Linked DNA regions of Homo sapiens: region 2 is linked to region 1. The links are chromatin loops, found by intact Hi-C in ENCODE. Cell type or tissue: endothelial cell of umbilical vein. All regions are shown on one strand. Each heading gives the region's core, and the rest is flanking DNA. Links, peaks and the distances in the headings are about the cores only.

Region 1 (15,524 bases), core at 5,089-13,088:
GGCAAGTTCAGTCTCTTCTCTGGTTTGAAGTTTCTTTATCTGTTACATGGAGGTGATAATGTATTCCTCACATGGTAGTTATGAAGATTAAATTAAATAATATGTGTGAAATGCTTAGCACAGTTCCTAGCACTTGGCAAGTGCTCAATAAATGGTAGGAATGATTACAAATAATGCTATTGAAGAAGACTTGTGTCACGGTAGCATCATAGAATCAGAGGTTTGGCAGTAATAGTCCCCTTATCTGCAGCAACACCTTTTATCTTCTCCCATCCTTCCAATGATGCCCCTTGCCCCACCCATCTCTAAACATCACAAAAAATATCAGTGTTTTGTGTCCAATTTGCTAAGAGTACATCACTAATTCCCCAGGGATAATGCTTGCTTGAAATCCCCCTAATTTCATTTGCTGGGAGAGAAACTTTAATTCAGCAAACTGAAGAAAATGCAATTTAGTACATTTCATCAACTTATTGTCGCCTCACTTTGCCCAATTTGTGCAGGAAAGAACAGGTAAAGACATGGAAAGCAAGTTATAGCATGTTTAAGATTCTATAAGATGTAAATGCAGGCTTATACTTTGGCCAGTTTCAGCTGCAACCCCTTCACCTCTATCTGTCTGATCACAGCCTGGCATGTGTAGCCTCTACTTACTACCCAGGAACTCCATGTTAGCCTCTTTGGGGCTCCAAGGAATGACAAAAACTGAGCCCATTTCATGGCTTTCTCAAATGAGTATTTTGAATAAATCTGACAAAATTGCTGGGTTCACCTCAGTCTTTCTCATGAATTTGGTGTGTGTTTATTCTCAGCATTATGTATCAAACATCTATGGAAGAGCTGCTCTGCGTGGAACGTTGTCATAGGCAACATCTCACTCATGAGTGGTGTGTATCAGTCTTCGATTCCAAACACATTGATTTTCACGTAGACCCTTACATGCTGTGGCTCCCCATACTAACTTGCCTTTGCTTGTAACTTTGGCTTAAAATGCCTTCTATTTTTCTCTGAGATCCAAATCAAGAGTTATCATTTTAGTTCAGATGGAGCTAACAATCAAAAGATACAATTTGTTCATTCTTCCATCTATTCTTTCTTTTACTGAATGTTTATTAAACATGTACTGTGTTATCAGCCACAGTGTTTGATGATGGACATACAAATATCCGTGAAACAACACAGTCACTGGCCACAGGGGCTTGTTTGTTTTACTAAGTGATACTAACAATAAATAAACTGGAGGAGAATATAATAGTGTTTATTATTTATGGAACACCTGGAACACCCATTACACATCAGACACATTAAAAGTTCCTTATGTCACCTAATTCTCCAAAAAGTTTGATAAGTAGATATGATATTTTTTTATACATAGAAACTGAATTTTACAGTTCTGTAATTTATCCAATGTTTATCACTGAAACCAGAGACCAGGTCTATATGTCTAGGAAGTTCATATTTTCCTGCTGTGCTACCTCACTCACTGCAGAGCATCCTATATATATATATCATCACTTGCTATGGCATTCACTTGACTTAAAGGGTCTTTGCAAGCTGTTGAAACCCAGACACGCACAAAGAATCACAAACAGGGGCTGAAGATTTTGAGTATGTAGGAGGCATGAATTAAGTACCATCAGTCACTGGTATAGGGCAAATCAGCATTTTGGATGGCCTGTGTCAGAGTCAAATGCAGAAGTCAAGTCCAGACAGGGGTGGGTACCAGATTCTAACGACCTGCCCAATGCCTGGTTCAGCCTTGATAAGAAGGCAAGGGGCAGGAATTAGGGACAGCTGTTGGCAGTTCTCGAAGAATTTGTGTGGGTGATGTCTTATAGTCTAGGAGCTCCTGTGAAGTTCTTTGATCTGCCTCCTAGCACCCTCTGTCCCTATCATGTCTTTCTTTTAGCTCTTTGTTGGTTTTGCAAGGTATAGTTCTCTTGAGGCTGCATGTAACCAACATAAGTTTTCTAGACTAGTCTCTTGAGCCAGGCAATGCCATTAAAAGTTTCTGGGAAAAGAGCACGACTGAGAGTACAGGAGCCATAAAAATCTCTGTCATTGTCACCCCACTTTGGGCAAGTCATATTTTTCCTTCTTAATTTTACTTTCCTCATTTAAAAATATGTACAGATGACTATGAAATGTTTGCAGATGAACGCAAGTGACTGCTAACAGCAGTTGACTCTGGGGAGAGCACTTTGAGGGCTGAGGGAAGAGAGAATACTTTGTTCTTTACAGCATTTTAAATGGTGTGCATTTTAGCATATTGATATATATGCACACACTATATATGCAAGCACAAATGTATATGCACCATATATAAATATATGAAGATACATATACATATATATATATATATAATTGTAATTGTCACTTATTACACTCCAGACACTGACTATAGAGCATTGACCTATCAATCAAAGGATTTGCCTCCACAGTAGACAATGGGCTCTTAGATGCTAAAGATGGAGTCTTGATCACCTGTGTTTACCTGAAAACTAACATAGCATCTGGCACATGGTAAGTGTTAAATAAATGTTTGTCAAATTGCTTACTTTTGAAAAATAAATAAATCTGTAGAATAGAATGTTAAAGTAAACAACCTTCTGAGATGGGCCTCCAAAGCTTGGGTATCTATATATTAAACATGAACCCCAAGAGGATTTGAGTATCTGTGACTATCTTGCTCCCTAGTACAGAATGTTAGGATCTGTGGTCTCGGAAGTCAGAGCCAGTATCACAGACCAGCAGCAGCAACTGTCCATTTGGATTCTGGGGTGGAAACTGTTTTCTCTGTTTTCTGACCTTTGCTATGGGTTACAGGTTGAAGGCTTGAAGGTTTTCAGGTGTTTGTAGCAGAATATTAAGGCAAAGATCAGGAGAGTATCTTGTTCCGAAGAAGGCAAGCAGCAAATGTGGCACGTGAAGACTTCAAAAACTCTTGCATGCCAAGCCTTTCCTTTAGGCGCTGGGCAGGAGTTAGTGCTGTAGGGGGTGACTTCCTCCTAGGAGCCAGCCTGTCAACTTCCAGGCCTTTTTTGTGTGACATCTGCTCTAGCAGCCAGGAGCTGGGTCACAAGCTTCCTTTTTGTCATGCTTCTGTGCAGGGTGGTCCAGAGGCAATAGGAAGAGGAACAAGGGAGGGAGAATACTGTGTATGCAGAGTTTGAGTGATGTCTTCAGGGCTTGGAAAAATGTAATTCTGTTTGAGCAGTTTGCAGGCAGTTTTGCAACTCATCCCCCTGAATTAGGGACCAAATGAAGTCATTAGGCCCTAATTAAAAGCAGCTAATCAGAAGTCAGTGGGAGCTCTACCAATTAATCGCGGCTGGAACCCAACAAGCTGAAGTACCCAAGGCTGGATGAATAAAAGTAATGAAATTAGTATCAGTGCTGTGCAGTACTGCACAACTTCAAGAACAGGTTATGGGCTGCTCAGCTCTTCCTGCCATATCACAAATAGAGGCTCATTGTCAAAACATAGATGAGTTGGGAAGCAGCTTTTGAGCTTGCCCTGAGCTTTTTGTAAGTCAAGATGTGTGTAAGCCAGAGTCAAAAGTGGAATCATGAAAAAAACAGATGAAAGGTGATTTTTTAAGGTGTGATAATATGACCGAAATATCTCTTTCACAGCTTGTAAATAATTTATACCCAGATTCTTTGTTGATGTCCTATTCTTTATTCTTTCGCCTAAATTGCAAAGACAAGAGATTGTTTCAGGTGAGTCTCTTGTCCTGTACTCAGCACCACACCTGGTGCAAGGTAACTGCTAAATAAACAGCATTTATTTAATTAATTTGGGTCAGAGAAAAAATTTGAACTGAGATTTTTTTAATTCCAAATTTTGCACACCTTTTCCTATACGACTTAAGCAGAAGGATTCAGTGCCCTTTTCTAATCAAAATAACAATTGTTACCTGCTAGCAGTTTTTGGTCCAGAAATGTTCACGTACTTTGGATTACAGCTTTAAGATCTTAGAAAACAGAACCTCATGTCCAAAATTTAATTTCACAGGTGAAGAGACAAGGGCCAGGGAGTGAGAGGAATTTGTCCTAGGTCCCCCAGCAAATTTGTGGCAGAGATAAGACTAGAGCCGATGTCCTGACTCAAGGTTCAATTGTTTCCCTCAGCACTTGGCCCTTTGCTTTCAGTATTAGCAGTCGTCCTTTTTATTTTATTTTATATTAACTTCAGGGATACACGTGCAGGATGCGCAGGTTTGTTACATAGGTAAACGTGTGCCATGGTGGTTTGCTGCACCTGTCAATCCATCATCTAGATATTAAGCCTAGCATGCATTAGCTATTTTTCCTCATGCTCTCCCTCCCCCTGCCCCCCACCCACCCAACAACAGGCCCCAGTGTGTGTTGTTCCCTGCCCTGTGTCCATGTGTTCAGCTCCCACTTAAAAGTGAGAACATGCGGTGTTTGGTTTTCTGTTTCTGTGTTAGTTTGCTGAGTATAATGGCTCCATCCTTGTCCCTGCAAAGGACATGTCCTTGTTCCTTTTTAAGCAGTCATCCTTATTAAGTGTTATCTTTTTGTCCTCTGAGATTTCTAGAGCTATTAGTCTGTCTAAATTGAGGCCAATTAAAGAATTGCAAAAGTGTTTCTAGAGTCTTTGTTGGTGGCCAGGGCAGTTAGTCTGGGACACGAGGGAGGCAGGAGCCATCTAGGGCAGAGGGATTGTCTGCACTAGGACAGCTCTGTTAAAAAGGAGGACTTTTTTGTTTATGGGAAGATTTCCATAAAGATGATCTTCTGAGTGAAGGCTGGGCTTTAAGACGAAATGAGAGACAGTGTTGGTGGAAGAAGAGAACTTAAGGCCAGAAGTTGTGTGTGTGTGTGTGTGTGTGTGTGTATAATTATGCCTGAATATGTTTTATTTATTATAGTCTATGTGTGATTTTGTATTTGAAAGTAGATGCTTGATTCTACCACAATTAAAAAAAGGATATGCTTGGATTTGTCTGTAGTATGTGGGTGTGGAGGAGTTCATTTGAACACGGGCATTTTTGTGTGTCCAGGACGTATCAACAGCCTCCTTAGAGGTGTCATATGTGCAGGGAATACTGAAGAGAGTGCATTAGTCTACATGTCTCTCTATATATTTTTTCTTTTTGTGTGTGTCTGGTTTTCCTAGATTTCTCTCTTGCATGTTTGTGGGTATGAGAGTCTGTTAGTATTAATATGTGAATGGGTGTGTGCTATTTGTCTGGGGAGGATGATTTAGGCAAGGATTTGAAAGTGTGCATTTAGAAATTGAGGGCATCTCTGTGTTATTATGAGTGTATGTGTGTTTGTGTGTGCATTTTAGAGTGGTTGGTTATCTGTGTGTATTTGCAAGGAGAAGGGGAATTCAGTGTGTTTCTGTGTTTGTGTGTTTGTTTGTGAATGGTATGTTTTGCAGAGGAGTGTACTTTTTATGTTCGAAAGTTAGGCAATCATGTAATTTATCATCCAAATGGGGATACATTTGAGAATGAAATATATATGTGTGTGAAAGGATGTCTTTGAATGTACTTTTAAAAATGCATTTAATTTTGTGTGTGTTATTGGTGTCAGGAATTAAGAAAAAGAAGAGAAGTACAGGAGATATCATTAAATTATATAGTTCTCTCTTCGACTGTAGCCTTATAACAGGGACATTAATAGAATTAACAGGTAAGAACAGGTCAGCCCCAAAGATGTGTGCGTGTGTGTGTGTGTGTGTGTGTGTGTGTTACCAGATCAATGAACTGAGAAAAGAGGTCATACATATCTTGTGGCGACAAAAACCCATATGGTTAAAAAAAAATCAGCACAGTAAGTAAGGGAAGAAATGTGAACTACATTGTGCTAGAAAGTGTCTTTTATGTACAACATCTGCTTTGCTATGTCCTCTTTATGCTTCCTGCCTTGTTCCCCATGAGTAACTCTGGCTTGTGATGGCCAAGATAGCTGAGACCTTTCATTCTCTTACCTCCAAAGTTTGGAAAAATAACTCAGTGTGACCTCCATCAGGTAAGAGAAAGAAAGAGGCTAGGGAGAGTTGGCTGCTTCATTTCAGGTGAGTCAGAAAAGAAATCCCAGGGATGCTCCTAGTAGTCTCACTCTTTTTCAGAGTGTAGCTTCTGACTCCCTGGTTTATACATGCACCCCCTGGGGTTGGGAAATTCACTTGCTTAGTTCTCACTGGCTTTGTGGGATGTAGTGAAGAGACTAGAATGTTACTGCTTCTACTCTACCATGTCGGTGTAGCAGTTTCTCAGTGGCTTCATCCCCCAGTCATCCCTTTTTTATGTGCACTCTATATGCTCATCGCAGTGGAATGACTGCAGTCACTTCTGAATGTCATAATAGTGCTAGTAGCACTGCTAGTAGTACCAGTTGTGTGGTGTATTGGAGATGGCCACAAATTCATTGTCAACCTCTCATTGAAAGGTGGAATCTAATTGTCTCCCTTGGAATCTGGGATGGCTGTCCTACTTATTTGACCAACAGAATTTGTCAGAAGGGACTTTCTGTAACTTCTGAAGCTGTCTCATAAGAAGCCTTGCAGATTCTGCTCATGTCTCTTTCCTCTCTGGGAAACAAGTCGCGACTCAGGGATAAGCCTGAGACACATGGAGAGAACATCCTGATCAATCTGGTCTTTGCTGCTACCCTGGTCAACAGCCTGAGCTGGATACCTGGCTGACAAGTACCACCTTTTTCCTACACAGATGACAACCCAGCCCATGAGCACCAGGTGAGTGAGTGAAGAAGTCATCCAGGAAGTGGGTGCTCCAGTTCATGCTGCATAGGTTGGAGACAACTCTTCTAGCTGAGGTCTTGTGATGCACAAAACAATGGTTATTTGATAATATTATGCTTTGGAGTAGTTTCTTTCATAACAGTAGATAATTGGAATAGCATTACTAGAAATAGCTAACATGTATTGAGCCATTGCTGCTTGTCAGAGTATTTTCTTAGGAAGATACACACACACACACACACACACACACACACACACACACACACACACACAGAGTTATATAATACATAATACACATGTATTTAATTGTATCTGCATATTAATCTAAGGGCTTTGGAGCTTTTATTATTCTCATTTTATATAAGAAAAATCTGAGGTTAGGCAACTCTTCCAGATCACACAGCTAGCAATTGGTAGAAATGTATTCAGACTAGGACTTTATTTGTAACCGCATCTCTCCCTCATAGCTCTGTGCTTTTGTCATGATGATGTCGATATTTAGAAATACACTTTTTGTTTTCTTGGAATAACCTTCCCACTCACCCCACTCTACTCCAACTGACAAATTCTTTCTAATCCTTCATGGCTTAGCTCTATAGTTATGTTTTCCTACCCAAATCCATGTAGATGTCCCTCAGCCAGTACTGCACTGTCTTCTGCCTAGCTGCATGAAAACAAGCAAGTTATTCCACCTCCCTGAGGCTCAGTTTTCTCATCTGTAAAATCAGTTAAAATGACTTCCTTATAGGTTTGTTGTGAAGATTAAATGGGCTGGCAGATGCTAAAATGTGTCATGTATGGAGGACCACGATGCACACACTAACCATCATCAAAGCTGAACTGCAGGCTGGAAGGATGAGTTCCATAGTCAATTACCTTTTGCTCTATATGTCTCTGGGTGTGCTGAGTTGCCTAAGGCACCACTTGCGCCTTCAAAGAGCACATAGTTCAGTGGGACAGAAGACAAGTAAAAGAACCAATATATTAATGAGATTCATGGCAGGATAGAGGGGAACATAGACTCTTTTAGTATCAAAAAGGGGCTCGTAATACCTTTGAGGAGGGCATTTCATGAAAGATTACCTGGAGGTGAAATAAGCCCTGCAGAATGAGAAGGTATTAGTGAGGCAAAGAAAAAGGAAAACCAGGCATTCCAGGTAAGAACAAGCTTAAGCAAAGCTATAAAGGAACCCAGGAGTAGGGTGTACGAGGGAACCTCCAAATAGTTTGATACCTACTTGCATAACAGATTTTGGGTGAAGGTGGTCTGGAGTAAAGAAGCAGGAGAGGCCTTTAGAGAGAACTTTGAATTCTAAGCTGAAGCCTTTCTCCCAAGGTCGTGAGATGCTATTAAAGGATTGAGAGCAGTGAGTGTAGATGAATAATTCTGCATTTTAGAACCATTACTTTGGAGCCTGTTTTGGAAGGGCAGGACTGGAGGCAGAGATATGGATGGAGGATTGTTCAATATTCTAAAAGAAGGGTGATGGTAGTGTGATCCAGGAGCATGCGAGTGGGCCTTTGGAGAGATGCCAAAGCAAAAGAAAGAAGGAAACTTAGTGGCTGGCTAAGAGGGATAAAGGTGGGGAAGAAATCTGAATGAACACCTTGGTTTCTGACTTGGGTGACAGTTCATGGTGGCACCCCACATTCAAATAGAATTAAAAGAGTGCAGAAGGAGGGACAGTCTCTTCTCCCTCTGGAGATGGGATTTCTGCAGGGAGGACACTGGGTCCTGTGACACTAGCTGTGCAGGTCACAGGCCTGCAGGAGCATTGAGCCAAGCAGGTCATTACAGGCATATCCACATCTGTTATAAAAACTGAACTCTAATCGTGCCAGACCCACTCTGGCATAATAAGTGTGGTTTTTAACATAATGCACTGCTGGAGCGAAGTTGTCAGAAAAGCAGGAGGCGGAGGAGGTAATCTGTGAGACTTCAAAAAAGAAGATTGAAGCCATTTTATGTGGCTGGAAATGAGTCATTTGTCAGCAATGCCAATGTGCTGTCAGCTTTGGAGGAGAGATGACGGGGCACCCTGGGGGGAGGGCTGGTGAAAGTGTCAACCTTCAGTCACCAGAGGCCATGTGTGGGGTAAAAAGTGTCAGTCACATCACATCCCTGTCCTGACCTGGGTTAGAGGAAAACCAGGGTCACAGCAGAGCATTAGCCTTGTAACCAAGGAACCTTGTAACCCTCCTCTCTCAGGAAGGAACTGATGTGCTCAGCGTTCTCAAAGACTGTTCAGAGCTTTAATTCCTCGGGGCATGTGCACTTTAAAAGAAGAGTGGGAGTGCAACACTTAGGAAGAAGAAACTAAGGGGTAAGAGTGGATTGGTGGCAGAAAGGAGGAGAGATTTCGAGCAAGGACTTGCCTAAGGTCACTTACATAGGTGAATACCCCTTCTCTCTACCTAGTTGCCAAGTCCAGGGTTATCTCTGGGTCCTAATAGCTTGGAAGCCATTCCTGGGAGTGACAACCCATTCTAAATGGAGTGATCCCTGCTTTGTATGTTATTGCATTACCTGACACTCCCCTACCCCCATCATGCCAGTATCGATCACTTGGATACTTACTTGGGGTACAGCAGCAGATCATCCTAACTGGTTCAGCCTTCATTGCTCTGCTCTCATCCATTTTTTTTTTTTTTTGAGGCCATAGTGACCATCTTAACTTGAATTGAGTCTTCGCCTTTCCCTGTTCTTTGTGTCCTCCCAAGCTACCTGGCTTTGGTCTCTAACAACCTATACCATTTCAATCTCAAACAAGAATAACTTTTCCTTTGTTCTCTTCACTCTACTCATGCTTGCCCTTTTTAGTTCCCTGAACACAGTGACGTTTTGTCTTTCTCTAGAACTTTGCTAAGGCTGGTCTCTCTTCTCAGGTAATGTCTATTCATCCTTCAGCTTCAATATCACTTCTTCAGAGAGGTACCTCCTGACTCTGACTAAGTTGCACCCCTGACCAATACAACACATAGAGACTGTCTTATAATACTTTCTTTGCTTTTGTAATTTTTATGATTATTTTATGTTATTGTTTATATTCTGACATCCCATTTCGATTCTGAACTCCTTAACAGCAAAGATAATGCTTGTCTTTTTTGCAACTGAATCTTTATGCCTATATGAATGCCTAATGTCAATGTTTCCCAGATATTTGTAGGATGAATAAATGAGGCCAGGTGCAGTGGCTCATGCCTATAATCCCAGAATTTTGGGAGGCCGAGGTGGGCTGATCACCTGAGGTCAGGAGTTCGAGACCAGCCTGGCCAACATGGTGAAACCCTGTCTCTAGTAAAAATACAAAAAGTAGGCAGGTGTGGTGGCATAAGCCTGTAGTCCCAGCTACTCGGGAGGCTAAGGCAGGAGAATCACTTGAACTCAGGAGGCGGAGTTTGCAGTGAGCCGAGATCGCGCCACTGCACTCCAGCCCGGGTGACAGAAAGAGACCCACCTCAAAGAAAAAAAAAAAATGAATGAACAAATGAATGAGTAAATGAATGAATAGACAACTCTTTAGTAATTCTGGTGAGCAGGAAAGTTTGGAACTCCACGCACCAGGCAACATCACAGATATACCAAATGACTTGCATAGGCAAAGAGACACGCAGGAATCAAGGAGGTTTATCAATAACTTTCCTGCCATTTTAAGCTATTTCCCTCTCACACTTTCTGTGGCAGGATAGCTTTGGGGAACAGAAGTTATAGAACCCCTTCCATTAGACCAGTGGTTCTAAAAATCTCCTAAAGACATAGATTAGAGGGTCCCACCCCGGTGCTTCTGATTCAGTAGGTCTGGGGTGGATTTCAAGAATTCACATTTCTGAAAAGTTCCCAGGTGGTACTGATGATGCTGGGTGGGGGGGTCACACACCTTTAGAGATAGTGCACTGCACATAATCTCTAGAGGCAAGGACTCTGCTTTTCACATTTGCTATTGCTATACGCAGATGCTATTGCTTAAACATACATACTGCTATGTTGTATATGCTCAAAAATTTTGTTGAATATGTGAAAGAAACTCAGTGGGCCCCTTTGCCCATCATGTAGTTCTGTTCCCAGAGCTAATTCCTCTTATCCATTCCTATTCCACGTTAGACGATCAACGCCATCACAAGCTCCCCTTACCAACCACTTGACCTTCTCTAGGTAGCTTTTATGTTCCACCCATCCTCCCCAAGAAACATCATCTATCCTTGTATTTTCTGTTCCTAAGGACTTGATGATATTTAGCAAACCACTTCAAGTTATGATGTTAACCAGTAATGGCAGATCAACATGTCACCTCTTTAAAGAGAAATTTTATTCTAACATTCGATTGAACATTGATCCATAATTGTGGTCAACTTGTACAGTATAGCTTGCTGGCTAAACTAAGCTTTTACAGATCTTAGTAAAAGAGTTTTATTTAGTAAACTATATAGCATTAAAAATAATTGTGAGGGCCAGACGTGATGGCTCACATCTGTAATCCCAGCACTTTGGGAGGCCGAGGTGAGAGGATCACCTGGGGACAGGAGTTCGAGACCAGCCAGGCCAACATGGTAAAACCCAGACTCTATTTAAAAAAAAAAATACAAAAATTAGCCAGGCATGGTGGCACGAGCCTGTAGTGTCAGCTACTTGGGAAGCTGAGGCAGGAGAATCTCTTGAACTCAGGAGACAAAGGCTACAGTGAGCCGGGATGTCACCACTGCACTCCAGCCTGGGTGATGAAGTGAGACTCCATCTCAAAAACAAACAAAATGACTGTGGGGCAAGCTATGATAAACAGCTTAATAGCAAAAATTACTTGTCTGTACTTTAGAAATATCCACATGCATAGTATAAATTGGTGTGTTAACTATAATTGTTTCTTATCTATGCTATGAGGATATTTATTGAGCAAATATTTTGGTACAGTAGGTAGAATTGCCACATACAGCTCAAAAAATAGATGCATGCATACATACTTATATAAGTACATACATACATATGTATCTAAGTATAGATATGGGTAAAGATGTATGTGTATATGTTTTTGTCTTCATGAAACCCAAAAGGTTTTCCCTTTTTACCTAATCTCATTGAGTCCACATGCATTAAGTTTTATTCTAAGAAATAGGGTCTAGTATAATAAGCGTTATCTGTTTTCACACATACTAGATCGTGCCACTCCCCTCACACTCATTAAATGAGCATTTAGTAAAATTTCTGAAAAATTACTTCTGCTAGATCAAGCTGTAAACTATTAGAGACTAGAAGTGATTTATTTATTTATGTATTTTTATTGGTGGCAAGGCATCACAATCCCTGAGCAATTTACCAGGTTGATTTAATTTAGAGTCACTTCCATGCTTTCCTGGAGATCTACCCTAAATCTCTAGCTGAACAATGTTAGAAATTGATGAAATGTTCAACCCTGTGTCACACATACACACGAAGTTCAATTTCAGTACTGATACTCTCATCTGCAGGCTTGGTACTGCTTAGAGAAAATCAAATATTTTCTTTCCTCTAGAGTCAGATAGGTGCTTGTGACAGTAAGAAATAAGGATGAGAACTAATGCACTGAGCACATGCTATATGCCAGGTGCCCTTTGTAGGTTGTCATGATCCTACGCCAACCCTGGGAAATAGACATCATTTTTTCTTCCAGGAAAATTAAACAAAAAGCCGAAAGAAAAAAGAAAAGAAGAAGTCTGGGAGTGAAGTTATATGCTTAAAGGCATGCATCTAGCAAATGGCAAAAAAAATGGATGAAGACACAAGACTGATTGTCACTAAAAACCATGTGGTATGTTTGAGCAAGGTCAGTGCCACGGTAGAACCACTTGTGACCACATGCCAGCTATGGGTATAACTAAAAAACATGAGTAGTCAGAAATCATTTTCCAATTATGTCCCTCCGTTTGTTTCACTCCAGGGAGTTGTATGTGATCTTTTTCTCTACTGAATTTCAAGACAAGGATTTTGTACCACTTTTCTGAAACTTCTCTGAGATGTCTTTCATCTCACGTCTTTTTGTTTTATTTAATTTTGAGAATCAAACTAAGTCCCTCTCATTTATGAATCCTTCTCTGAATCCACCACTGAAAGTAACTTTCTTCATTTACTTATTATAGAATCCTGTGTTTTTTATCAATCATTTGACAATTTGCAACTTGCCTTAAACCTATGTATTAGGGTATTAAATATTTTCTATTTAAATATTTATTAGGATACTAAATTAGTTTAACTCAAGGGATATTAGGGTTGATGATAGAGATGTGTGAGGCTGAAATTTTGAATCAAATCAATGGCATTAGGTTTGTTCAACCTCTAATTTCCTTCCCAAGATGGAGAGAAATATATATATAGAGAAAATAGGATTTCCCTGGTATTTCCAAACCGTTACCTTTGAAGCTCAAGTTCCTCCCTGTAAAATGGGAATAAAAATTATTATCATGCCTTGCTTGTGAGGCTAATGTGAAGGTCAGATGAAATAATATAAGGGAGAGTGCTTAAAAAACACAAAGAGTTGTTATCATTAGTATTATATTAGTAGGTCAACAACAAAAACAGGAACCAAAAAACAAAATCCATGAATCCATGAATGACTTGAAAAAAAAAACCAAACTTCTCTTTAAGTTAAAATTCTTAGAAGACTGCCCACAATAATCATATATATTTTTCTTTTTTTTTTTTTTTTTTTGAGATGGAGTCTCACTCTGTCACCCAGGCTGGAGTGCAATGGCACGATATTGGCTCACCACAACCTCCGCCTCTCGAGTTTAAGCGATTCTCCTGCCTCAGCCTCCCAAGTAGCTGGGACTACAGGTGCCCGCCACCACGCCCGGCTAATTTTTTGTATTTTTAGTAGAGACAGGGTTTCACCATGTTGGCCAGGCTGGTCTCGAACTCTCGAGCTCAGGCAATCCACCCATCTCGGCCTCCCAAAGTGCTGGGATTACAGGTGTGAGCCACCACACCCGGCCATATATATTTTTCTTGTGGTGACCTCATGCTAGCTTATTTTGCTTATTCCCAAATTCTTGGTAAAATTCAATTTCTTTGTACACTTTACTATTATAGAATTAGTAAAGATTTTAAACAAGTGTCAGCCTATTTTTAATAGGTTTCCTAGGCAGTAAAGATTAAAAACAGAATAACCAATGGGGATGGGGAAAAGACGGTTTAAACTATCCAAGAAATAACATCATTATTCAAGAGTTTATAAAATCTGTTTGGCAGTTTCCAATTGCTTGCCAAGAATACACAAATCATTCTTATTTATTTAACTCTTTACGTCTCAGTAAATTTGCATGTACTAATGGCATTTCAAAATGAACGTAGTCTAAACCCTTCTTTTCCCAATGTAGGGAATTTGAAAACATCTGTAGCATTAGGAATTTTGACTAGATCAGAAACAGAAAGAATATGGCAAGTTGGTCTAACACTGTCCAACTCCGTGGCCATGGCAGGCATCACTAATGGATTATAGTACTTTTCCACTGAACTAGGAAGTAGCCTCAGAATCACTCTCTCCTCACTGCTCCCAGCAGCTGCTATCAATCAATTGCAGCTTTGCCACTGTAGGAGCTCTTAAATTTCATTGTTTAGCTCTGACATTTTCAGAGGATATAAATGCAATGAATTTGCCTAACTCCTGAAATTCATTTTCTTAAAAAAACGATCTGTTCCTATTCTCTGGAAGGTGGTGACAAATTTCAGCATTTAAGTTGGTATTTCTCATTCAGTTGTCTGTCTTCTCCATTTCCCAATCTGTGAATGGTACTGGTGTTTCTCAGTAGGAGATGCCAAGTAAATGAAGCTGCCCAGCAGGAAACCCTGTTTGGCAATTCTAACAAGGCTTGAAGAATTGGTTTCCTCATTAGAAACAACAAAAGTTTTCTATCTGATGAATTCGCAAGTTCCTGATCTGGTGCTCTCCTGAACAAAATATTGATGTGTAAGAAATACAAATGAAAAGTAAATCCTTAGTAATGATGGTATTAAGCATTCACCTAGATTATAGGAGATAAAAATTCCATTTCCTTGCAATGTATTGTCTCTATTGATAGACTTTAACTCTGGGAGTGGAAGGATTTTTATCTCCTGAGTGGGGATTACCACATGATGAAATCCTACCATGTGTCTATGTCCTTCATGCGTACTATCTCACTGAAATCACAATAATAATTGTTAACATATATTAAAGCTCACTCTGTGTCTGGAACTGTTCTAAGTACTTTACTTGAATTAACTCATTTAATCCCCACAAGAGCACTATGGAATAGGTAATAATAACATTTTCTAACAAATAAGGAAATAGAGGCAAAGAGAATTTAAGTAATTTGCCTGAAGGCCATACATTAGTAAGTGGGGCAGCTTGCATTTGAATCTGTGTAGTCTGGCTCCAGGATCTGAACTTAGAACCACAGTATTATACTATCTTATGATGTTCCCAAGGGTTGAGTGTTACATTTATTTTTCCAATGAGTAAAGCAAACTTCAAAACCTAGGTTGCTGGCCCCATTGCCTTTCAGCCAGAAAGTGACAAGAATTAGATAGCAGGGTAGAGCCAGCACTTCTCATCTATCATCTTATTTGATTCTGGCTACCACCCCATGATGTAGATGGTAGTATTTCCCCCCTTTAACAGATGGTGAAACAGGTTCTACTTCGATTGTAACTTCTCAACATAATACAGCTTGTGAATGTAGAGCCAGGCTTTGAATGAGGGAGCCCAACTGGAGGATGTCCATGTGATACCAGTTATCAAGGAGCTGACAATCAGATCTGAAAGAAGGAACAGTGCAA
Region 2 (15,524 bases), core at 2,554-10,553, 85 kb before region 1:
TAATACTTTTTCTATTTTGTAGGTTTTTTTTTTTTTCCTAAGAAAAGGACACTCTAGACCCAGCACTGGGTGATAACACACAATTTGACTTGTTTGAGATATATTCAACTTCATCATTTGTTACTGTGGTTTTCATGAATAAAATTTCATGATTGCTTTTCTTTACATAAAAATTAACCAAATATTTGCAGTGCCATTAGTTGAAATTAAATTAATGTAAACAAATTTTTAATTTTCATGAAGTTGATGTTTCTTACATTTTTCTTAAAAATAAAATTTTGCAGATCTCAACTTACTCCATTTTTTTTCAGAGAGATTTAGCAATTATTACTTGGAACTAGGGAAAGAGATGGCTCCTTTACAAGGACAATTTTGATTAGGTAGAGAAGGTAAGGTTTATAAACTTATGCAATCCATGATTTTAGGCTCCATCCTTCCTGTGGTTTATTCTTGAATCACCCAGATTTACTTCAGGCCTCTTTCAAAGACCTCCTCTTACATAATCTCCCTTTTGTGTTTATTAAATGATTCAGGTCAAAACATTGACCAAGATGATTCAGGTCAAACAAGGATGTGTTATGTCCTTGAGCCAAGCCCCATCTTCTCTTTCCTCCTCCACATTTTTGCCTAGAAATATCTACTGTGACCTAGGAAGATAAGGTATTCAAAGAATGCCCTGAAATGACTCATGACCACTAAGAAATAAAAAGCCCTAATATATTAAAAATTGCGATACAAAAAAAAAAGGTCTGGTATACATTGGCATCAATAGACATTCAGGACAAAATAACTTTTGATTTGCTATTAGAAGGAGGAAAGAAAATATGGACATCTTTCTTTATTTGTAAAATCACCGTGGATATCTTAGAGCATTGTTAGAGTGACTATAACAAAATCATTCATTTGAAGCACAAAGTGTATAAGCTACATTAACTCCGTTCTTCCCACTTTCCATTGATAGTGTGTTTATGATCATTAATAGCAGTTCTGTGACTTGAATTGTGTCCACCCCCCAGATTTATATGTTCAAACCCTAACCCTTATGTGATGGTATTTGGAGGCAAGGCCTTTGGGAGATGATTAGGTTTTGACAAGGTCATGAGGGTGGGGCCTTCACAATGGGATGACTGCTCTTGTTTAAGAAAAGTCACCCCAGAGCTTGCTCTCTGATTCTCTCTCTCTCCCCTCTATGTGAGGACACAGTGAGAAGGTCGTTGCCCAGAATGCAAGCACAATGCCCTCCCCGGAAATCAATTATATTGGCACCTTGGCCTTGGAAAAAACTGTGAAAAAATAAATTTCTGTTATTTAAGACACCCAATTTATGATTTTTTTAATGTGAGCTCGAGCTGCTTAAGACAGTAGAAGTAGTATCTTAATTTCCAGCATCTGCTTCATCACTTTTTCTTCTTTTCTCCTCTGCTGCTTCCTCCTCCTCCTCCTCCTTCTCCTCCTTCTTCTTCAAGTTTGTTTCCCCTTTCTTGCTTTTCTCCTTTTCTCCTTTTATTTCACATTAACGACTGTTTTAGTTCTTATCACTGTTGTTTTTCTTCACTCATTTATTTCATTCTTTTTACTTTTTTTCTTATGATTTCATCATATTCACCTTTGTTTCCCTTTTTCCACATTTCTTTTTATCATTCTCATTTCCCTTCATGTTTGTCTTTCCTGTGATTTAATTCCTTCATCATTCTTCTCTCTTCCTCATTTTTTTCCTTTCTTTTTCTCTCCTTCACTTCCTCTTTCTCTTCTTTGTCCTCCTTTTTTTTCTTTCTCTTCTTCCATGTTTCCATATTTTTCCTCCTCTCCTGGCCCAGCCTATTTCACCATCCTCACGTCTTCTTCATTTCTTGTCTCATCTGTTCTGTTTCTTGTGTCCAGAAGGAGCACCAGTGCTTCCCTTTCATCTTTTTTCTGCTAAGATGCCTCTAGGAGTGGATGTATTGTATAAGCAAAGGTGCAAAACAGCAGGAAGACAGATGATGAGCAGCCCGCCCTCAGGAAAACTCTCAATATAAAGAAACAGCTCAATCCAACCTCTCTGCCCTGTCTTTTTTCTTCTTTATTTTTTTCTTTTTAATTAAAATGCCTGCATTTGAAACTTTTTTGCTTTCTTCAAAAAAGTTTTGCTGACATTCCTCAAGAGGAAAGATAATGGGCACAAGGTATTTTCCAGCCTAGCAATGAACAGTACAGAGAATGAAAAAAGACACGAATAACAAAAAGAAAGCGTAAATTTAATCACCATTGTCATTTTATCATTGGTATTATGAAAAATAACAATCTATCATGTATTGAAGTTCTCTGTATATGCCAGACACACACATCATTTCATTTAATTTCCATGATATTCCTATGAATTAGACATAATTAGTATACCTGTTTTGCACAATGAAAATCTAGGCTGAGGGGATTAGAATTGGCCCAAGATTTGCATGCAGGGCCAATTGGGGCTGGTTAGGACAGTGCCACTTTTATGGAGCTTCCAATATTTGTGAGGCAACATGATGTATTAAATCATGCAGACCTGGTTTAAATTCTGATTCCATCAGTTTCTAGTCCTAGACCATATATATGCATTGTCTGAGTAAATTTTCACAATTATCTGTTAAGTTAATTATATTACCCCCATTTTACAGGTGGGGAACCTTATGTTCAGAGGGCATAGGCAACTTGTCCAACATCACACAGCTGTAACTCCAAAATGTAAATGTTATGTACTACATCGAGGTGGGTTTAAGGACTAATATAATTTCTTAGGCAAAAAAGGCAGAGGAAATTCTCCAGGGATGGAGAAGGGAAGCTGTAGTTGAAACACGAAAACAGGGAAGACATGAGCATGGTACTTATAAGACAGTGAAGATATGAGCATGGCACTTACAGGACAGTTAAGACACTGATCTTTCTGGCTTGTTCTTGCTTACAAACTTGTGTGGTGACTTATCTTTGTAAGTTGAAATTTCTTTATATTTAAAATGAATATTTCTAAATATAATAACACCTGTCCCTATAATTGTTACATATATCAAATTTTACACAGCCAGAAAAAATAAAGTAAAATGCAATACGTAAAATAAAAGAAACACTAGCAAAATTTTTCCAAGTATTGTAGCATATGTGGCAGACTTGCATCAATGAGATGAGATTGTATTTCCTTCTTGTTTTTTCTTCAATATTTTCCAAATTTCCTAGGGTGGTCACGTGTTTTTACTTAATAATAAAAAATATTTTATAAAAAATTTCCTGTTCAATTTTACTCATATGATTGTTTTAAGTGTACTTGAAAAAATGTGATAGATATCACATAAGTGTAAGTTATTGATACTGATATGATTGTCCTCCTCTTAGTCAACTTTAGTCATGAAAAATACTGAAATACACTGTGACTTATCAAAGATTAATTTTTATTCCAAGTACTTAATATTATATTTTAATTTTTTTGATAATTCATAATGACACCTATAGCACATATATATGAAACTTTTTCATCTAAATTATAAAAACCACTTTCCCATACCTCTCTTTTGGCATGTATTGTGTGGAAGTATTGAGAACTCACAAATAAAGAGTGTAGGACAGAATGTATTAAGGCAAGTCAGAGGGAACATTTTGGAAGCAATAAGATTCAAGCAGGATGTTCAAAAACATCTGCATGTGGTAAGGAATAAAATCATTGAGATAGAAATAATCAACATATATACAGTGATATAGTTTGGCTGTGTCCCCACCCAAATCTCATCTTTTATTGTAATCCAAATTGTAATCCCCACATGTCAAGAGAGGGACCCGGTGGGAGGTGATTGGATCATGGAGATGGTTTCCCCCATGCTGTTCTCATGATAGTGAATGAGTTCTCTAGAGATCTAGTTGTTTGATAAGTGTCTGGTACTTCCCCCTTCAATCTCTCTCTCTCTCTCCTGCTGCCTTGTGAAGAAGGTGCTTGCTTCCTCTTTGCCTTCTGCCATGATTGTAAGTTTCCTGAGGCCTCCTCAGCCATGTGGAACTTTGAGTTAATTAAACCTTTTTGTTCATAAGTTACTCAGTCTCAGGTAGTATCTTTATAGCAGTGTGAGAACAGATGAATACATACAGATAGGCTCTGAACATAATTAATCAGAAGGGTGGGTTATAAAATTTAAGACATAAGGTTGGAATATTACAGAATACAGGAAAATCACTTGATGAAGCATTTATAGATCAGGAACAATCAATACAGTAGAAACAGTTGAATACCTGGGGACCAAATACCCAATACCTAAGTTCACTCTCTACTTGATGTATTTAATGTCAACACAAGACACTGAAAATGAAAGATGGTCAAATATTTCAGAGGGGAGAAGAAGAGGATCTATCCTTTCCTAGAAAAGCATACACTAGAAGACTGTTGAGGACTTCTATATTCATTTTTTAACAATATATTTTCCAGTGATACTTAAATTCCAAAAGAGCTTGGAATCAACCATAAGTAAACCACCCTTAAAAAAAAAGAGTCTATGTGTAAGTCTGTTCTTTTCCACCCAGGCTCTGATACAACTACTCATGAGAGTTTAGGGCAAATCCTTTAACTTCTTTCATCCTTAGTTATTTTTTAACATTAAAATTTAAGCATTACTCCTTGTTCCTTTTTTCCTTTAGACAGTTCTTCTGAAGACTATATTATTTGAAGACTACTAAAGCACATTTAAAATAGAAATATATCATCTAGAATTACAGGTAGTAATTATATCTTCCAATTAAAAGGAATTAGAGGTGACTGTTTATTTCAAGCACATTCACAAACAACTAATTAAGCCATATTATAGGTCAAACAACCTTCTCTAGATTTGATATATGATAGATGATGATGATGAAGTTAATAGCCAACTTTGGAGTTTTTACCATTTTCCAGGACTGTTCTAATTCCTTTACGTGTATGAACTACCTTTATCTTGCAAAGAACCTTGTATTGGTGATACTACTCTTGTCATCTTTGTAGGTGAGAAAGTAGAAGCATTAATAAGAAATTTGTCCAAGGCCTCATACCCAGTAAGAGATGAATACAGAATCAGGATTCAAACCCAGGCAATCTGAATCTAGTGTTACAAGACTAACATTGAAAGAAAATATGGAAATAACATTGAATACAAAGTCATTTTAAAGCTACTTTAAAATTTTTAATTAAGTATACTATAAATATTTCTTTGATAAAGATTTATCAGTTCATTGATAAATGAACTGCTTTATGTTCATTGACCATCGTTAAAGACTTTGGAGACTTATAAATAAAACCTAGGGAAAGAAAATTGAAGGAGGAACATATATTTACCAAAGGTAAACAAGATTTGGAAGAGGAAGGGGTGGGGGCCAATGGAGATAATTAACATGCTCATGAACATATGAGAATTTATTAGCTAGCTATTGTTTCAATAATGATGCATAAAAAACCACCCCCCAAGTCTCAATGGTCTACAATGAATATTTATTTCTCCCTCACAGTTATCCAGGTCAATTAGGAAGCTTTAGTTCAAGCTATGGGTTGATTTTGATTGGCTCCATCTATCTTTTATTCCAGAACTTGAGTTTAAGGAACAGTGCCTCTAAGGGTGTATTCTTATGGTACAGGGCAGAAGTGCAAGAGACAAAGCTAAACAACACAAGCCAGTGCAAAGCTTATGGTTGCAATGGTTTAATTTTCATTCACATACATTTTATTGGCCAAGCAAGTCACATGGCCAAACCCCAAGTTGTCAGAGTGAAAAAGCTATAATCCATCCTCAGAGAACAATGCAAATATTAAAGGGGAAGGAAAACCATGTTCCAATAATACACTCAGGAAGTTCATCTGAAGTTTAAATAACTAAACCCTACTTAGTGAAAGGCAATGTAACTATCATTACTGGAGGAGGTAAGAAAAATTTTGATAGGAGAAAATATTAAACTTAATGGATAAACACATCACCACTGGGTGGTACTCATATCCCAGGACAGCTTTGTGAAGAATAGATCTGTATTAGGATGGTCAGAAGAATAAATTTTTAATACAACATTTACAAGTTGAATTTTTATAACACAAGCTGTGAATACATTTTCATTTCTACTTCATTATGTTAAAATGTGTAAAGTAATTAAAACAGTGCCTCAAACTAAATAATGCTATGAGTGTTTGCTACAATGATGGATAATGATGGTGTTGATGATGATGTCAAAGTTGTAGGGCATATTGCTCTTTGTATATTTCATTTCTCCTGAATTAACTCAGCAACAGGTTATGTAAGATAACCCAGAATCCTTATACCCTAGTGAAGGCACAATACCTTTCTTCAGGTTGCAGGTCCCAGGATCAAAAGACAAAAAGTAATATCTTCTGGTAGTACCAGACATTTTTAGTAACAGGATTTTTCTCTAAAGAATTAAAAATAAGCTACAAAGAGGTTTTGGGATTTAATGAGAAATGTGCAAGAAAGATTTGTTTCTTTTCCACCCACATTCAGTTTTAACTGCCAAGTATATATTGTGGTTGGGAATACTTTCTACATAAAGGGACAAAGTTTAGGAGAGAAATTGGTCCTTAAAATATTGGCAAAAATATGGCTAGGAATGACCCAATCTGGGAAGGGTTCATTATGTGCAGCTACATAACAGATAATCTTCTAATTAATTTATTCAAGCAAGGTAATATCTTAAAAAAGTTGTGCAAATCTTAAAAATATTCAAATTAAGTAGTTAATGTCAAAAATATTTAGCCAAATATTTTTGTTCCTGAGTGATCCACACATAGCAAGAAAAGAAAATACTTTTTTTTTAAAAAAGCAAATAACTAAATATCAAGTAACTGATAGCACTAGGGGAAAAAACAGAATTCTTGGGATAGCAAGGGATCTATTCATCATATTCCCTTTCTATTTGGAATACTAAAGGAGAATTTGTTTGGAAAAAGAATACCTTTCCAACTCCCTATTGTCATAGTTTGGGATTAAAGCCAGTACGGTCTGTTCTTTATGAATGTGTCTAATCATAAAAGTATCCCAGAATCTGAGAATGTTTGCACTAGCAGCCCTTGATGACCAACCTGAGACAATGAGGTGAGAGAGTTTATGTTACTTTCTCAAGTTCACTGTTAGTGGGTAACCTGGCAGGGACAAATGACTCAGATCTTTTTATGCTAAGTCCAGGGTTCAGTTTATATGGTTTTGTCTCTCAACTGCTTATCTTTGAGAAGAATTAGCTTATGTTATTGTTTTCCTTGTCAGCAGAATGGAAGCATTGGATTAGATCAGTGGCTTTGCCGAGATTTTCCCTTCCACTTGGTTACTAAGATCCACTTCTTTAGAATCATTCTTCATAGGAAAAAAATGTTTCTTCTCCATTTTTGATTACTTTGTGCAGCAATTTCAAAGACTTACCAATCAAAGAAATCAAGGAAGGTATTGGATAGGAAAACTTTTGAGGGTTCCACATATAGCAGTTTCAACAATAATCAGATGTATTTCCTACTGGTCCTTTTTGCATTCAAGAATGATTATTTTTCTGAAAGAAAAAATTTGTTCTGAAATTTCTCAGAGAGCTGAGCTTTGGAAGGCATTCCATTTAGGAAGATGGAGTCATATCCTTCCTGTTGCATTTAGATAAATGTGGCTAATAGACAACTTTTTAACACATGCTTTCTGGCACGTAAATCAGCACTTCCAGGTTTGAATCTCAGGGATTCGTACTTTCAATTGTTGCCAAATATTCAACATTTGGCTCTCTTGATCTTTAGTATTAAACTTTTTTTGACTCCATCTTCTTTCTTTCAGCCACTGTTTTCATTATCTAAAAACAGACACTTAAAGAAATTAGTGATAATCAGTCTTTTCATAAAGCTGAAAAAGGCCTGAGATATTGTTTGGTTTCACTTTCAAGAGTGGTTAAATAACTGCTCAAGACTTCCATATGAATAATTTCTCCATTTGCAAGTTTTTATCTTTAACTTCTTCTTGGTTTTCTCAATGCCACAAAACCTTCTTAGTGACAGGTATTGGGAAAGACAAACTCTTTAGGCCTTCCTTCTTCCTTTGAGGACCAAAGACCATTTCACTTTTAATCATTTTATATATTGTCTCAACACTGCCTGCCTCTTTATTAACCACCTCTGTGAAATCTATTGCTATTAATCATCAAACACATGTCTGAGTATTACTGGCAATTATCTCTGAATGCTTGTTACCTGTTGGTTTTATTACTTGTTTTCTCCTAGAAGAATAGATTGTTTCAGGTCCATAACTCTGTTTTATGTGTATGCATTTGTGTGTATGTTTATATTATTAAATGTAATATACATTACATTTTAATTTATATTTTAAATTTAATTATATATTAAAAGTAATGGCAAAACTGCAATTACTTTTGCACCAACCTAATATTCTTACATTTTAAAATTTTTCTTTTAGATCTCAACTATCATTGCATGAGGTAAAACAATATTTCAACCAAGGATTACTAACACTTTGTTGCCTATGAACGTACATTCTTCCTGTTGCGTATGAAGGCAGAAAGTCAGTTACAATCTATGATTCCCCTCCATTTCATGTTATATCTACTGCAACAATTTTTTGAAGTCTTCCATAAGCTCCTTGATTTTATTCCTCCAGAAATAAGAAGAATGTGCATCTTGGAGTTTGTTTTATTTTAATTTATTAGATACTTGGGGAAATCAGAAATGAAAGAAGCAAAAATATGTAATCATTACTTTTTCAGTCTGTTTTTCTTTTCTTTTCTTTTTTTCACCCTTTAGACACTAGAGATAACTTGTTCACTCTCTATTCTTCTAAGGGTAACTACACAACAGAAGGCTGTATACTCTCACTTTTGGTTGGGTTGGAGTAGAAATATAATTTCTGTGTCTTAATGGTATTTTACTCATAAATGGTGCCTGAGGTGTACTAAGCATAGAAGAACAAATGAAATAAATGCTTATTCTTCTCTGAGGAGGATATTGTACTATAGTGGAAGAGGGCCTATTATCAAAGAACTTTCAGAGATATGGTTAGGAGAAAAAAAGGGATGAAAAGAAAGAAACTTATATTTGTTGCATGTCTACATGTACTATTTTATTTAATCTTTCCAACAATAGCTCTTACGTATAGATTTCAATAAATCAGAGAATTTGCTCAAGGATGCTCAGATGGTAAGTAACAGAATTGGTATCTAATGAAGGTCTTTCTGAATTCAAAGTCTACTGCCTCAAGATAAGGTACTGTGTATAGAAAATGTATACATGTAAAAATTAAAAGAAACATAGAGAATGTTCTTCTAGTACTCAGAAGAGGAGTTTTGATACTTGTAGATGGGTTATTTAGAAAAAGCTTTATGGAATGACCTTGAAACTGGATAACATGTAGAATGAAAAGATCTAAGTAACTCTAGTTTGTGCTCTTGTGTACACATGCATTGGAATTTTCTGAAAATTCTCTAGGCTTCAGTTTTCCATTGGAGTTTCTGAAGTCTATGGTTTATTTTAGTGTTAATTGCTTAGGAACAAGGAGCATAGGCTTCTGTGAAGATGTGTTGTCTTGCTTTTGAGATGTTGCCTGGAATAAGTACTGTTAATGCATGCACACAGTTATTTAAACTACTTGTTATTCTAGGAAGATGTTTTTTCTTTGCTTTGCTGAAGACCTCTCCTATTGAATATTTGAAAGATGTTTAGTTTCCAAGATATTTCTACTACTAATTTATCCATTTAGTCAGTATCGATTTATTGGGTGCATCCTTCCATACCTAGCACTGTCCTGTCTACTCTGGGATTTGCAGAAATGCACTGTGGGAAATAATAGGCATGGTCCCATTTATCAAAGATCTTATAATTTACTCTGAGTTATAACGACTGCAGCTTATATTTATTGATTTTGCTATGTGTCCAGAACAATTCTAAGCAGAGTTCCAGATTTGTTATCTCATTTAATCTCATACTGTATGAGGAAACTACTGTTCACTCTACAGAAGAAGGTCAGGCACAGAGAGGCTTACTAACATCACTGAAGCCACTTGGTTAGTAAGCGGAAAAGTGGTAATCCAAATTGCACAAGTGAGAAGAGTTGATATAAGTATTTAGTACTGCTGCAAGATAACGGACATTACAAAAGAGAATCAGAAGAATACAGATGAAGGAGATTAAAAAATCAACTCAGGATGAGGAAGTGGAAGCCCATTATCCTCACTGACACAGTAAATAGTGTTAGAGCCTGAACTAGAACCAAGATTTAAGACCTTATTTTGTACAGTTGGCTGATTGTAGCACTTCACAAGCTATGATATAATTTGCTAACCAGTGGTAGAATTAAGAAGTTCTGTGCAAATAGAAAATATCTCAAAAATCTCTGACCAAAAGCCTATACTTACCCGTTTCAGAGGAGATGAGAGATATATTATGAGTGGGCTTAGGAGTGGTGGGGTAGGTACCTTTATTTCTATCATTGAGGTTGAATACAACATTGAAACTTAGTCCTTTATGTTCAAATTTATTTATTTCTCATTATTCATCAGTGGACCATTCAAAGATATATTTCCCTGAATTTGGTTTTTTACCTCTGCCATGATATAAACACTGTGGACTTTCCTTAAGCTGGCATTTTAGGTGGTAAGTACGTATTCAATTTCCATGAAAACAACATCAATGTAAATCTGATGAATATCTATCTATTTAGTCCAGTCCTAAAATCCTAAAATACTTTCACTTTTGCAGAGGCAGCACATAGGAATAGGACTCCATTTGGGAAAAACTTGAGAGTTAGTCATATACCTTGGGCTCTCTGTTTTACTTTTGAGCTAGCATTCTACAAAGTAAAGCTTCTTATTTTTTTTTTTTTTTTTTTTTTTTTTTTTGCTATTATCTGAGTTCTCTGTCCCAGGGTTCATTTTCTTACTTAGTCTGTTTCTCCATGCATCTATCTGTTGGCATGGGGGAGGGGCAGTTAGTTAACTTAATAAAACAGTGTGAAAGGAAAAGGGAAGGTGATCACTTTCTAAAGTAGCTGCACTGTTACTTTAACAGGTAAGCTGAGAGCTAAAATAGAAAATAAAAAAGTACATATGAGTACAATAGAAGTCTGATTCTCACACCACGATTGAGGACAAAAAGAGAGAAAGTGAGAATGAATGGTTGGCAGGGCTTATTATGAGTCAATGAATGTGAAATCTTTCTCAAAATGAGTTGGTTGGTGGAGCTTATTATGAGTCAATAAACGGGCATTTTATCAATTGCAAATTACCATATGAACTTAAGGGAAGTAATGGGAATTTCCTGTAGGATAGGTGGGTAATTTAGGATGCAAATCCAGATTAGTAAAGTCCTTTTAAAAATCAGATAGTAGAGTGCAGAGCTTAGATTATGAGTCCCTATTTAAAGATGGGGTAATAAAGTTCCTGAAAGATCTAGTGATGTGTCCACTCAAATCTCCTGACACTGGAGCTAGGGCCCTTTCTTCTAACCTCAATACCACCAGCCAAGTACACAATGAAGCTAAAGGGAATGCCCAACAGGGTGTGGTGGGGTGGATCATATAATTTCAGTCATGGCACAGCGTCATTATTTGCTCTAGCCCCACCAGTAGTGCTCAACAAATAAAATTAGGGCTATAGACAACTCTAAGTTGTAATTTGAGGAAAAGAAAAATAAAGATAATAATATTTTACATATCTAGCACACACCTATTGCATACTAGGCTCTGTACTGGATGTTTTCTTAATACTTTTTATGTCATCCTTTGGACAACCTCATAAAGACCGCAGTTTTATCCGAATTCTATAGACGGAAATAGAGTGGTGGGACAAAGTTACACAGTTGGCAAAATGTGAAGCAGAGATTCAAACTCAAATCTGTCTATTTCTAAAACATGCTCCATTTCAATTCTGCCATGATGCCTTCACTCGAGTGGAATATGAACATTGCACTGCTATATGAATGCTATATTAATTGTTGTCTAGTCCTCACCATTTATTTCTCTCACATTTAAACATTTGACCAAGGGTTATGGAATCTTTCCTGACTAGTTCTGGGAGGAATTATACTCAGGAGAACATTACAACTTCCTCCCTTTCTCCTTAGAAATACATTCTTCCTTCAGTAGGTAATGTCACATGACTTTTGAGCAAAGAAGAAACTCCAGGTGAAAGTGTTTCCTAAGGTTAGACTTTGAATTCGATGAATCCATATCCCTTGAATATTCTTGTAGGGTATCTTCTCTTCTTGTTGTCAGTGGGATTCTGAAATTTTATTGACATTTGGCAGACATTGCGGCTGGAAAATTATTGTTTAGAAGTCTGGCTTAATTTGGGAGATTCCTTACTGTAAACCCAGGAGAGATGCATTCTGAGATCTGGGGGAAGTCTAAAGTGCTCCAGTTTCCTTTATATAGTTAGATATTGAATTTTCAATCCCCCATGTAGAAATGTGATGCCTTTTGTTGTTGAATTATCTGTTATTGAACTTTTATGTGTTTGTATTTGGAGCTGATAACTTCTGACAATCTCTGCTTAAATGAAGATTATGTTTTGTGCAATGAAGAAATCCCCTTTCTCTCACAATTAGTCAGTCTACCTTCTCATTTTCTTTTTATCTTGTTCTTATGTCAACCATTTAATTGAGATGTTAAGGTCCCTCACAGTTCTGAGTGGCAATTTTAAACCAGATTTCTCCATAGACTTAGAAGCTAGCAGCATTTGTTAGATGAGGCTGATCCAATTATTTAGGCTGAAAACTCTGGAGAGATAAGATTTTCCAAGCTGTGACGTTATGTCCAGGCTTCTCTCTTTGTTAAAAATAAACATTTCTAAGTTATATGCTCTTTGTTCGAGTTGGTTGTGTAATTGACGGGGGAGAAGGGGGATGTCCTTTAGGAAGCTGAAATGGAGTGTAGCACCTTATAGCTATAGTTATCTTCTTTTCTTCATGTTTTTTCCTTTAATAAAAAAAAACAGTCTTGTACCTAATTTTCAAATTTTCTGGGGATTTGTTACCCCTTTGATATTGTTTTATCACATTCTTCTTTACATAGCATGCCAGAAACTCTGAGGAGGAAAAATTAAAATTTAGTTTAGCTCCTTCCTTTACAGGTGAAGTCATTGAAGTGGGGATGTAGTTGCTATTTTGTGCTCAAGATCACATAGCAAATGTTAGCGACAAAGACATGAAAAATAGAATAGTTTTCCTGTTCTGTCTTTGTGTGTGTGTGTGTTGTTTTCCATATCTACTTTTATTTATTTACTTGTTATTAGTTAAAATCCTTGAAGGGTACAGCATCACATGAATTCTCCATCCAATGGCCTTAGCAGGAAGGTTGCTTAAGAATTTGAAACAAATCCTGCCACTGTTTCCATGGGCATGAGTTACCTTTAACCAGATTACTCTGGTTTTGTACGATTTGCTGCCAAGAGTCACCGTGCTGTTCTTTGCTTTGTATACATTAGAACATCTCTTGCCCAAACAGAATTCAGTTTCATCTCAGGCATAAATACCTACGATTTTAAGAAGAGCTATGTACTCCCTTTGTTTCTGAAGCCTCTACATATAGCCAGCAAAATTGGCCTTGTAACCATAGTCTTCCGGACCTATTTACCTTCTAGAAGTCCTGTTTCTAGCAGACCTGGGCACCCATTCTCTGAGCATCAGGGGACCAGCACCACCAGTCCCTCATCTCCTCCCTCCTGTCCTCTCGTTTTCTGAAGCTGATAGGAATCATTTCGTGCTATCTTTACTCCATTCTCCTCCAAGATTACTGAGCTGTTTTTCTTAGTTTCCCAATATGATAATATGCACATTTCATTATTTCTGAAATTCATTTATTCAATTCATTCATCAGTCTTGTTCGTTCATATGATGGATGGAAGAATATGAGTATGTTATTGTGCAAATCTCCCTCTGCAGTTGTTTTTAACATTTATATATCTCCACTAAATAGGATTATTGAATGTAAGTATTCTTTGGCTAACATAAGAAAACAGAAATACAGTGAAAGGATCTTTGAGGGTATTTCAGACAATCAGACTTGGGAATAAACAGGAGCCAAAACACCCTGGAAGGGAGAAAGAAAAGATAAATTTACAATAGACATACAGGTAAATTATTAGGAAAAATTAGAAAATGGATAAGGCAAAAATCAAAGCAGCTCTGGGTAAATAAAAGGATGATTTCTGGCGGAGACAGCATTTGAACTAATCCTTCAAGGATACGGAGGATTTTTATGTGTTGAGGAAAAAGGGGAAAAGCATGTATATATATGTGTGTGTGTGTGTGTGTGTGTGTGTGTATATGTATATATGTGTATACACACATATATATATTTTGCAAGAACTCAAGATGACCTTTGGGAAACTCAGCACATGAACAATGAAATAGTTGGGTGATGTTGGAAGGTAAGTCACTGTTTGATGAAAGGCCAGTGTGAGGGTATCAACATATGTCAGTTGCTTCTCACTGACCAAACACCAATTTCTTTTGACTTAATTTGCGTCAATTATGACTGTTTTACACTTCCATCTTTTTTTATCTTCTTCCTCTCCTTTCTTCCTCCATCAAGTGTCTTTCTTGCTGCTACTGTTCTTTTCTTTTTTATACCTCATTTACCTCTTCTTTATTGCTTTTTCTTTCCCATCGCTTATGCTGTGATTACTGTCCCTACTCTTTGGATATTAACTTTGGTGCAAAAAGTTCCATGTTTGAGCGCCTATGTTTGAGTTCCACTTTTGATATGGCAGCATGAGGAGCTCTGTGGACATGTTCCTCTCAGAAACTAGTGAAAATTAGTAAAACACACACACAAAACTATTAAAAGTCTGTGAAAATAGTTCAAAGGGCAAATGATGAAACATTGATTTAAGAAAATGCACTAAGACGTGGTGGAAATAGTGAGAGTCTATAGTATCTGAACCCAGACTCACTCACTCCCCACTCCCAGCTCAGTGAGACAGAAACTGGACTCTAGGCTGATCCTCTCCAGAACATGGACCTCTATTACCCCACAACTCCCAGCTGAGGAGCTACCTAGGGCAAGATATCACCATTTCTCATATTACTTCCACCTACCTGTTTCTGAGGCTAAGTTCTGGGCAAGTGAAGGCAAAATTGGATGTTCCTTTGTTTTCTGCTCAGTCTCCACTATATAGAATGAGGGCTCTACCTTGGACATTCATCACTAAGTATTAAAATTCCAATCACCCATATCCCATTTGTTAAGGCAGTGAGTGGTTTCGTGCTGGGAGAGGGAAGCCTAGAAGACCTGAAGCTATCCTCATCCACTGAGCACTCAGTTTCTAAAATGAGGGGTGTCACTCATAGAGAAGTATACCATACCACTCACTGGCCGGAGCTGTTTTAGAAATTTTGCCTAGGTGGGGGAAAAGGCCTTAAAACAGATAGTTCTTAATCTCTTCCCCAAACAGACTGTTCCTAATCTCTGACTTAATTTGCAAAAGAATCAAGATCTCTCTCAAAGACAGTAGAGATTGTGATAAAATGTAATTGAGAGGATAGTAGAAAATATATTGGAAATATGGGCTAAACCATAGGC

Evidence for each region. A loop is a pair of places that touch in the nucleus more often than their neighbours do. Peaks named below come from ENCODE experiments on the same cell type or tissue, not always from the same donor. Only the 100,000 strongest peaks of a DNase experiment are listed, where the experiment ranks them.
Region 2: a loop joins it to region 1, with 2.0 times the contacts of the local background. A loop is called at or near these places in 3 of 110 quality-filtered maps.

What each region holds. Positions count from the first base shown.
Region 1 is chr9:117,754,717-117,770,240 of GRCh38, forward strand. It overlaps LOC105376244 (a long non-coding RNA gene), which reads left to right and starts at 4,741. Exons shown (of 3, transcript XR_007061907.1): 1 at 4,741-6,733; 2 at 12,382-12,534. RefSeq lists an enhancer at 8,146-9,345. In endothelial cell of umbilical vein, for the core only: no CTCF peak of the experiment used is centred there; a DNase peak (open chromatin) is centred at 8,805; H3K27ac peaks cover 248 bases.
Region 2 is chr9:117,672,021-117,687,544 of GRCh38, forward strand. It overlaps the pseudogene RPL35AP22. Among named protein-coding and RNA genes, the nearest start is that of TLR4, 25 kb to the right of the region's middle. RefSeq lists an enhancer at 15,355-15,524. In endothelial cell of umbilical vein, for the core only: no CTCF peak of the experiment used is centred there; DNase peaks (open chromatin) are centred at 5,801, 7,231 and 7,711; H3K27ac peaks cover 2,217 bases.